Linked DNA regions of Homo sapiens: region 2 is linked to region 1. A link is an interaction called in ENCODE POLR2A ChIA-PET data of the cell type or tissue named here. Cell type or tissue: PC-9. All regions are shown on one strand. Region 1 has its middle 18 kb from the start of LINC02622. Region 2 overlaps MCU (mitochondrial calcium uniporter).

The links. Peaks named below come from ENCODE experiments on the same cell type or tissue, not always from the same donor. Only the 100,000 strongest peaks of a DNase experiment are listed, where the experiment ranks them.
Region 2: POLR2A ChIA-PET joins it to region 1 with 11 read pairs; 1 of 35 experiments calls an interaction of 5 or more read pairs at or near these places.

The regions. Positions count from the first base shown.
Region 1 is chr10:70,918,877-70,922,876 of GRCh38, forward strand. No RefSeq gene overlaps it. Among named protein-coding and RNA genes, the nearest start is that of LINC02622, 18 kb to the right of the region's middle. In PC-9, no CTCF peak of the experiment used is centred here; a DNase peak (open chromatin) is centred at 1,805.
Region 2 is chr10:72,790,030-72,794,029 of GRCh38, forward strand. All of the region lies in intron 1 of MCU (mitochondrial calcium uniporter), which reads left to right. Among named protein-coding and RNA genes, the nearest start is that of MIR4676, 71 kb to the left of the region's middle. In PC-9, no CTCF peak of the experiment used is centred here; a DNase peak (open chromatin) is centred at 2,352; H3K27ac peaks cover 3,260 bases.

The DNA of each region.
Region 1 (4,000 bases):
AGAGGCTGCAGGAACGGAGCCTGGGTGACGGAGAGGCTGCAGGCATTCTTTGGCCCCTTCCATTGTTGAGGAAGACCCAGGCCCAGGTCAGTGTCGCACAGTTGGCCATGCTTCCCTCCGGAGCCAGGAGGCTGGGTGAAAGGGGTGGAGCATCTTTGCAGGCTTGGGGCTGGGTGCAGGGGACAATGCCTTGTGGCTCAGAGCCTGACGGCTGACGGGGTCCTTGGAGGCCCACTGCCCAAGATGAGAACACTGAGGCCCAAGGCCACACAGTCCGGGTAGGGGTCTCCCTGGGGGAGCCTGGCCCTCTCTCTGCTGATCCTCCTCCCATTTACAGCCCTAGGCACCTGGATCAAGGTGGGCAAAATCAGCTTGCTGGGCCTCCGGGGGGCAGAGGGGCAGCAGGCAGTGAGGGGAAGGGAGGAAGAGACGGGTGGGAGCTGACGGTGGCAGGGACGCGCCCCGCAGGTCTGTGTTAGCTGTGTTTGTCTGGGAGTTCACAGCTGCTGGTGAACATCTGCTCTGTCTCCCGCCTCTCACCACTGCCTCCCGCCTCACCGCCCCCGCCCGGCCTCTTTCTGGGCGCTCCCTGTCATCCCTCCTCTCACCAGCCCTGCCCTACCTGGTTTCTGCTTTTCTCGGTTTTGTTGCCTCTCCATTTCTTTCTCTCTTCCCTCTTTCACACTCTGGGTCTCTCAGAATTGGTCCTCCCTGCCCTTCCCCAGGGAGGCAAGCCCCTCCAGCCCTCTGGGCCTGGGGGAGGTGTGGAGGTGAATGTGATCAGCTGGGCTTGGGTCTGCAAGGCTGGGGCCCTTGCCATTCTCTGGCTGGCCTCTCTGAGCTTCCACTGCCCCATCTGTAAAATGTGGACTGAGGGGCGGGGACAGTGACGGCTGAGGACAGTGCCTGACATCTTGCGGGGCTCCCTCTGTCCCACATCCAGGTGCGGAGTTATTGCCACAGTTATCCAACCTGCCTGTTCCCAGGAGACCTGGAGGAGCACCAGGACTCCTGGGAGCCCTGAGAGGTTACAGATTCCCGAGCCCATTCTCCCAGCGCCATCCAGCCCAGTGGGCCCCACCCTCCTGCATCCCTGCCACGTTGTTCCTCACAAGTGGTCATCCACCCCTAGTGTGACATGGTCACCGATAGGGTGAGTTGACAGCCTGGAGTCCTAACACCACGACTCAGCTCTCAGAGCCTCAGTTTGCTCATCTGCAAAATAGGAAGAATAAGGTCTGGTGGGGCGCAGTGGCTCACGTCTGTAATCCCAGCACTTTGGGAGGCCGAAGTGGGCGGATTGACTGAGGTCAGGAGTTCGAGACCAGCCTGGCTAACATGGTGAAACCCTGTCTCTACTAAAAATACAAATATTAGCCAGGTGTGGTGGCAGGCACCTGTAATCCCAGCTACTCAGGAGGCTGAGACAGGATAATTGCTTGGACCCAGGAGGTAGAGGTTGCAGTGAGCCAAGATCGCGCCACTGCACTCCAGCCGGGCAAAAGAGCGAGACTCCATTTCAAAAAAAAAAAAAAGAATAAGGCCTGCTTCATAGGCTTGATGAGCACTCCCCATTCTGACCTCTGTGGCAGTGCAGGGTCTACCATGGGCCTCAGAAGGACTCAACAAATGGGGCTGACTATTCTTGTTGAACTCCTCTGTGGTGGGGAGTTCACCCCATGTGAAGCTGCTCAGAGTATTGGAATGGGATCCCAGAAGCCCGTTCTAGATGGTACCTGGGCGTGTTGAAATGCTTCAGTGCCCCAGGGGAGTCCTGCCCAGCCTGCTCCAGTGGAGCTCCTCTTCCTCCTCCCAGCACCTCCCCCACCACCTGCCCATGCTGCTGCCACCTTCCACTGGCCTCCCACAGCATGACTGGCCCCGCCCACACCTGGCACCTGTTTCCCGATGGTTTACTCACTCTCCCTTCTTCATGTTGCAAAAGCCTCCCAAGTGGTTATGCTGCTTCCCTCACCCTCTCCACTCCAGTCTCTGCCTCCACCTGGAGGGATAGAAAAAAAAAACCCCACTTTATTGGGGGTATTTCTTAGTATAAACTGCTCACATTCAAAATACATACATATATATATACACACTTGACGGACTTTCACACGTGTATACAGCCATGTAAAAGGCTCATAGATCAAGATATAGAACAATTGCAACAGCCCAGGAGTTTGATTGTGCCTTTTCCAGTCAGTAACCTGCCCAGAGGTAACCACTATTGAGGCTTGGATCCCCAGGGTTAATTTCATCTAACCTTGAGCTTCATATGCATGGACCCATTTAGCACACGCTCACTTCTGTCTGCCTTCTTTCCTTCAGCATTCCCACTGTGAGATCCAAACATATGGTTGCATGTATCCGTAATTTCTTCTTTGTCATTGCTGCATAGTATTTCATTGAATGAATGTACCATGATTTGTTTATTTATTCTACAATAGATGGGCATTAGAGTTGTTTTCAGTTTTGGGTTATTACAAATAAAGCTTTGAGGAAGATTTTTGTGCATGTCATTTGGCAGTCACTTGCTTTCATTTCTCTTGGGCAAATACCTATGGCTGGAATTGCTGGATCATATGCAGGCATGTGCTTAGCTTCAGCAAATATTGCCAAATCATTTCCCAAGTGGTTGAAGCAATTAACACTCCCGCCAGCAGTGCAAGAGTTCTGGTAGCTAGCTCCAAGCTCTTGCCAAAATTCAGAATTATCATTTCTTTTTAATTTTAGCTTTTTTGGTGGGAGTATAATGGTATTTCATTGTGGTTTTAATTTGCATTTCCCTAATGATTGATAATGTTGACAACTTTTCACATATTAAGTGGACATCTGGGTATTATCTTTTGTAGATGGTCTATTGAAGTTTTTTGCCAAAGTTAAAAATTGAATTGCCTATTTTGTTCTTGATTTGAGTTTTTTTTTCTCATTCTTTTTTTTTACATATTCTGGATTTGAGTCATTTTGGGATATATGCATGGGTGATGTGCTTCTCTGTCTTTATTACCTACTTTCCTAACCTCTCAAAATCCCTCACCCTGTCTGAAAGCTCACTGAGCCTCAGCCTCCGAATGTAGGGTTCCCTCTGCCAGGAGGGACCTCACCCTCTTCTCTCCTTCATCAGGGATTGCTTTTCAAGACCCCAATCAAACCCCACCTCCTCTAGAAAGTCAGCCCTTCTGCTCACAGCCCTGGTTGATATTCCCTGGCTTTGGAGGCACTGGTGCATATAGCCCGTTCAATGCCGTGAAAGAACGCATCTTGGCTTCTGCATACACCTTGTGGGCAGGGACGGTGTCTTCTCTTTCACATCTGCCCCGTGTCTCAGGTGATGCTGGAGCTCGATCAGCTCTTGTGGACTTTCGAAGGTAGGGTCGAGGTGTGGCCCAGTTTGCCTGAGACAGTCCCAATTGCCACTTACTGACATGGCATGGTTAATAACAGCCCCTCCTGAGGCCCAGAGGAGAGGGGAGCTGAGATGGAAGCCAAGGGGCCGATCGGGAAGAGAACACTTGTTTCAGGGACAGAACTGGGTCTAGTACTGACGGCCTCCTGTGTGCCATGTGCTCTCAGATGAATCCCTCATCCTCTGCACCTCAGTTTCTTCTTCTGTACAATAGAGAAAATAAATCTTCACCTGTCTCACCGGGCAGTTATAAGGGTAAATGAGCCATCAGATGAGGCTGTGACAGGAGACAGTGCAGACGTACAGAGAAGCTGCTCCTGTCTTCCCAAGGCCCTGCTTGCGACAGGGAATGTGGTCACCTGCCCTGTGGCAGTCCCATGGGCCCTGGGAGAGGGACATTCAGCATGCTCAGAGGAGGGACTGGCATGCCCCAGTGGGGGAAGCCTGGCCGAGTGTTAACATCAGTTCAGTCCAGGTAGTGGCTAAATGTTCTTTTTTGAATGTTCAAAATATTTCGTGAATAATTTTTTTCTTTATTGAGCTATAATTGAAAAATAAAATTGTATATATTTATTCCGTACAATGGGATGTTTTGAT
Region 2 (4,000 bases), 1.9 Mb after region 1:
GCTGGCTTTGGTTCTAATTCAGACAGTGGTTTGATTCAGCAGACTCTATATGGAACTTGTTCTATGCCATGCACATCATAGAACATTTAAACTGTAGATGTACACATCAGAATTCTGAACTCTGTGTATCTTTCTTAACCCTACAGCATTGAAGTCCCAACAGCAGCATTTTGGTCTAGGTCTAGTATCTGTTTTTCATGTTGCAAAATTCACCAAAGAAGATGGGGGAAAACACATTCCCTGAATCTGTACCCACTGAATGTTGGAATTTGCTATAGAAAGAGAAGAGAAATAATTCTCAGGTAATTCCAGTGCCTTCCCTCTTCCTTCTTCCACACCCAGTTGGGGGCTGGGGGAGAAGCTACATGAATGTTGTATGTATTTTATAACTCCCAGAAGCCTAAACAAACATCTAAAGATTTTGAATGGAATGAAATTTAGGTGAATCATACACACTCCTCTTAGAAATTATGGTATTAAAAAAAGACTGCAACATAATTCTGATGTATTTTATTTTTGAATTCTATTATCTTGTGGATGATTGGAGATGATGATATAAAAGGTATAGAGTTGAAGTATACATCTCTTATTAAATTAAATATCTGATTGCTTGATTAAATAACTGGATATTCCTGGGATTCCCTGGTACTTATTTATTTATAGCTCTGTATCTAGGGAAGGCTGGTGCTACATAATAAAAGCTACTAGGCACGCTTTATGCCACTATGCTCAGAAAGCTTTGATTGCAGAAGTTCTTTTGTGAATAACACCACTTCAGTCGAAATGTAATCTCCTAGGATCTCATTCCAGTATTTATTTTAAATCATAATAGTGCTTTTCATTTTTATTACAGAGAACTAAGAAACAAGGAAACATATTGTGGTCTGACAAAGATAGATCAGGTATTTTGGAAGCATTTTAAAATCTTGAAAGCCTTGCTCTATTCGTATATAATTAGTGTATATTCTTCAGAGTGATTTATTCTCCCCAGAAGGAATAGTGTTCATATTCTATATTCTTGATAGTCTTAGAAGTTGGGGAGAGGGGTGGCAAACATATATTAAAATTTAAAGTGAAATCATCTTCTCATTGTTAAGAGGTAACAAGTAGTGGCACATTTTACCTTTGTTGCCCTGCCTTGTTCCCAACAATTTCAAATTAATGATGAGTATTATATCATTTTAGATCCTTTAAATTTAGGAATGACTATAGTGTCTTAAAATCACATGTATGAAGCTCAGCTGCTGGCTGGCTCTCTCTTACCACAGTTAAAAAGTTGTGCAGAATGGACTGAATTTTAATGTTGTGTATAGACTGTAAACCGTATCCATTAGTATTCATTATTTCACTTCTTTTTGATTTTTACTCTCTTCACAACCTCCCTATCTATACCGTAGTCCAGGGGAAGAATGTCAGTGTTTTTTATGTCAGTCCTTGGATGAATTCTCTTTAGATAATGTTTCTCTTTAGATAATGTTTCTCTTTTCAAGAAACAGTGCTGAAAAGGCTATGCCTTTTCTTTCTCTTTCTTTGAGGTTTTATCTGAGTTATATCGCTTGTGTAGATATAGGATAAGTTATTTTTATTTTTATCCCCAGGAAGCCTTTCAGCCCAGTGTGCTTTCCCATAGTTATTGAAATGCACAAATCACCGGTGCAACTAATCTGAATAATTAGTAACTGAGTACAGGTATACTAGTTGTAAAATTATCTCTGCATCTTTATGTAAGAATATTAATTACATGAACTTATTTTTAATTTTTTCCCTTCTGAACATGTTTTCTTTTATGTAGGAAATTCTTTCTAAATGCCAAAAAAAAAAAAACTAAAAAGATTTTTAAGTGATTCTATCCAGAAGAGATTGCTACCTCAGTTCCTTTTATCAAAAGCAGCTATACATGTAGTAATTTTAAAGAGGGGGGATTTTGAAGTCAAGTTTGAATCCCAGCTCTTCCACTTCCTAGCTGTTTGACCTTTGGGTAAAGTCTTTCAGTATCTCCATGTGAATATGAAAATAGTGTTATAAAACCGAACTGGGGTTTACTTGCCTGGAGCAGCAAAACCAGATATCCACACACATTTTGCAGTGGCAGAAAGAAAGGCATTTATTTGCAGGGCACCAAGCAAGGAGGACCGGGCAGCTAATGCGTAAATCCTTACTTCCTTGGTAGCTTACAGGTAAGGGTTTTTAAAGGCGGGGTAAATTTCAGGAAAGCAGAAGTGACAGACAAAATCATATGTCAATGCATGGAGGTTACACAGTGTTTTTGGCCTAAAAGGACAGGATATTTTGAAGCAGGGGCTTACAGATCATAGGTAGAGTCAAAACTTTTCCGATTTGTGCTTAAGGAAGAGAAGCTTTGTTTAAAAATTTGGAATCAGCGGAAAAGAATGTTAAACTGCTTCCTGGGGATGACTCCCTCCAGGCCTCTCAGGAAGAAATTTAGAACAAAGAAAGGTGGTCAGAGTTCAGCCTTCAGTTCTTCCATATCTGAGGTCTACCTGCCAGTGGATCAGTTCCCAGGGAATCCTAGGTCATGAAAAACTCCCGGTTTTTGAAAAACTCAGGGACATCTCAGGGCCAGGTGCCTGGAATTTCCCTTGAAGGAACTCAGGGTTTTCCTTTATTTATTTCTATGCTTGCCCCACCCCCAATAACTCTCCCTCTCCCCTCCCCCCCACCCCCACCCACTCTCCCCAAAAGGGGCTGCTTGCTTCATCTTAAATAATGTTAAGATCTTCTCAGGAGTTTGCGTCATAGATTGAATGACATCAGTGTGTGTAAGGTACAGTGCATTATAGGGCTAGTGCCCAGTGGACATTAGTGGCAATGATGATTACACTGCCTTTCTTTTTTTTTTTTAAATTGAGATGGAGTCTCACTCTGTTGCCCAGGCTGGAGTGCAGTGGCACGATCTTGGCTCACTGCAACCTCCGCTTCCTGGGTTCACGTGATTCTTTTGCCTCAGCTTCCTGGGTAGCTGGGATTACAGGCGCATGCCACCATGCCCGGCTAATTTTTGTATTTTTAGTAGACACAGGGTTTCACCATGTTGCCCAGTGGTCTCAAACTCCTGACCTCAGGTGATCTGCTCGCCTTGGCCTCCCAAAGTGCTGGGATTACAGGTGTGAGCCACCGTGCCTGGCCTGATTACACTGCTTTTTAAGGCTTACTGCCACAATATAGCTAGGTACCTAGAAATCAGCATTGTCACCAAGGTGAGGGAGAGCCTGCCTCAAATCCTCAGGCAAAATAAAGTCACAGATGAGAAGCCAGATATTGAAACCACTTAAAAAGAGAGAGCAACCAACAAAAGGAAGAAATGGAGGAACTATTAAAATATTTTTATAGAAGCCCAGTAGTTTCGGACCACTTACTGAATAGGCAAACAGTCCTATATACCTTTGTGGCCATGAGGGTTTAATTTATTAAAGCAGGAATATACTGGGTTCTGGTTATCTGTTGCTTTGTAATAAATCAGAATTAGTATCAAAAACAACAACCATCATTTTATTATTATCTCTTAATAGTGTTGGGGGTTGACTGGGCCCAGCAAGGTGGTTCTTGCTTGGAATATCTCATATGGTCACAATCAGATGATGGCTGGTACTTCCTCACACAGATCTAACCGAGGCTGACTATATTAGCTGGGCCCTTGGTTGGGGCTGTAGGCTCGAATATATCTACATGTGGTCTGTGTGACTTAGATTTCCTAACTGCATGGTGGCTGGTATCTAAGAGTAAGCATCCCAAAAGATCCGGGTGTGTTGCTTTTCATGACCTAGCTTCAGAAGTTATATCATTACTTCTTCCATATTTATGGACAGGCCTACTCAGATTCAAGACCCACTTCTTGATGGGAGGAATAACAGCTTGATCATACTGTGAGCTGAGCATGTGAGATGGGATGTATTGTGATGGCCATCTTTAGAAAACATTCACATCCCTCACATATGCAAATTACATTCAATACCTCTATCAGTGCTCCCAATTTACATTC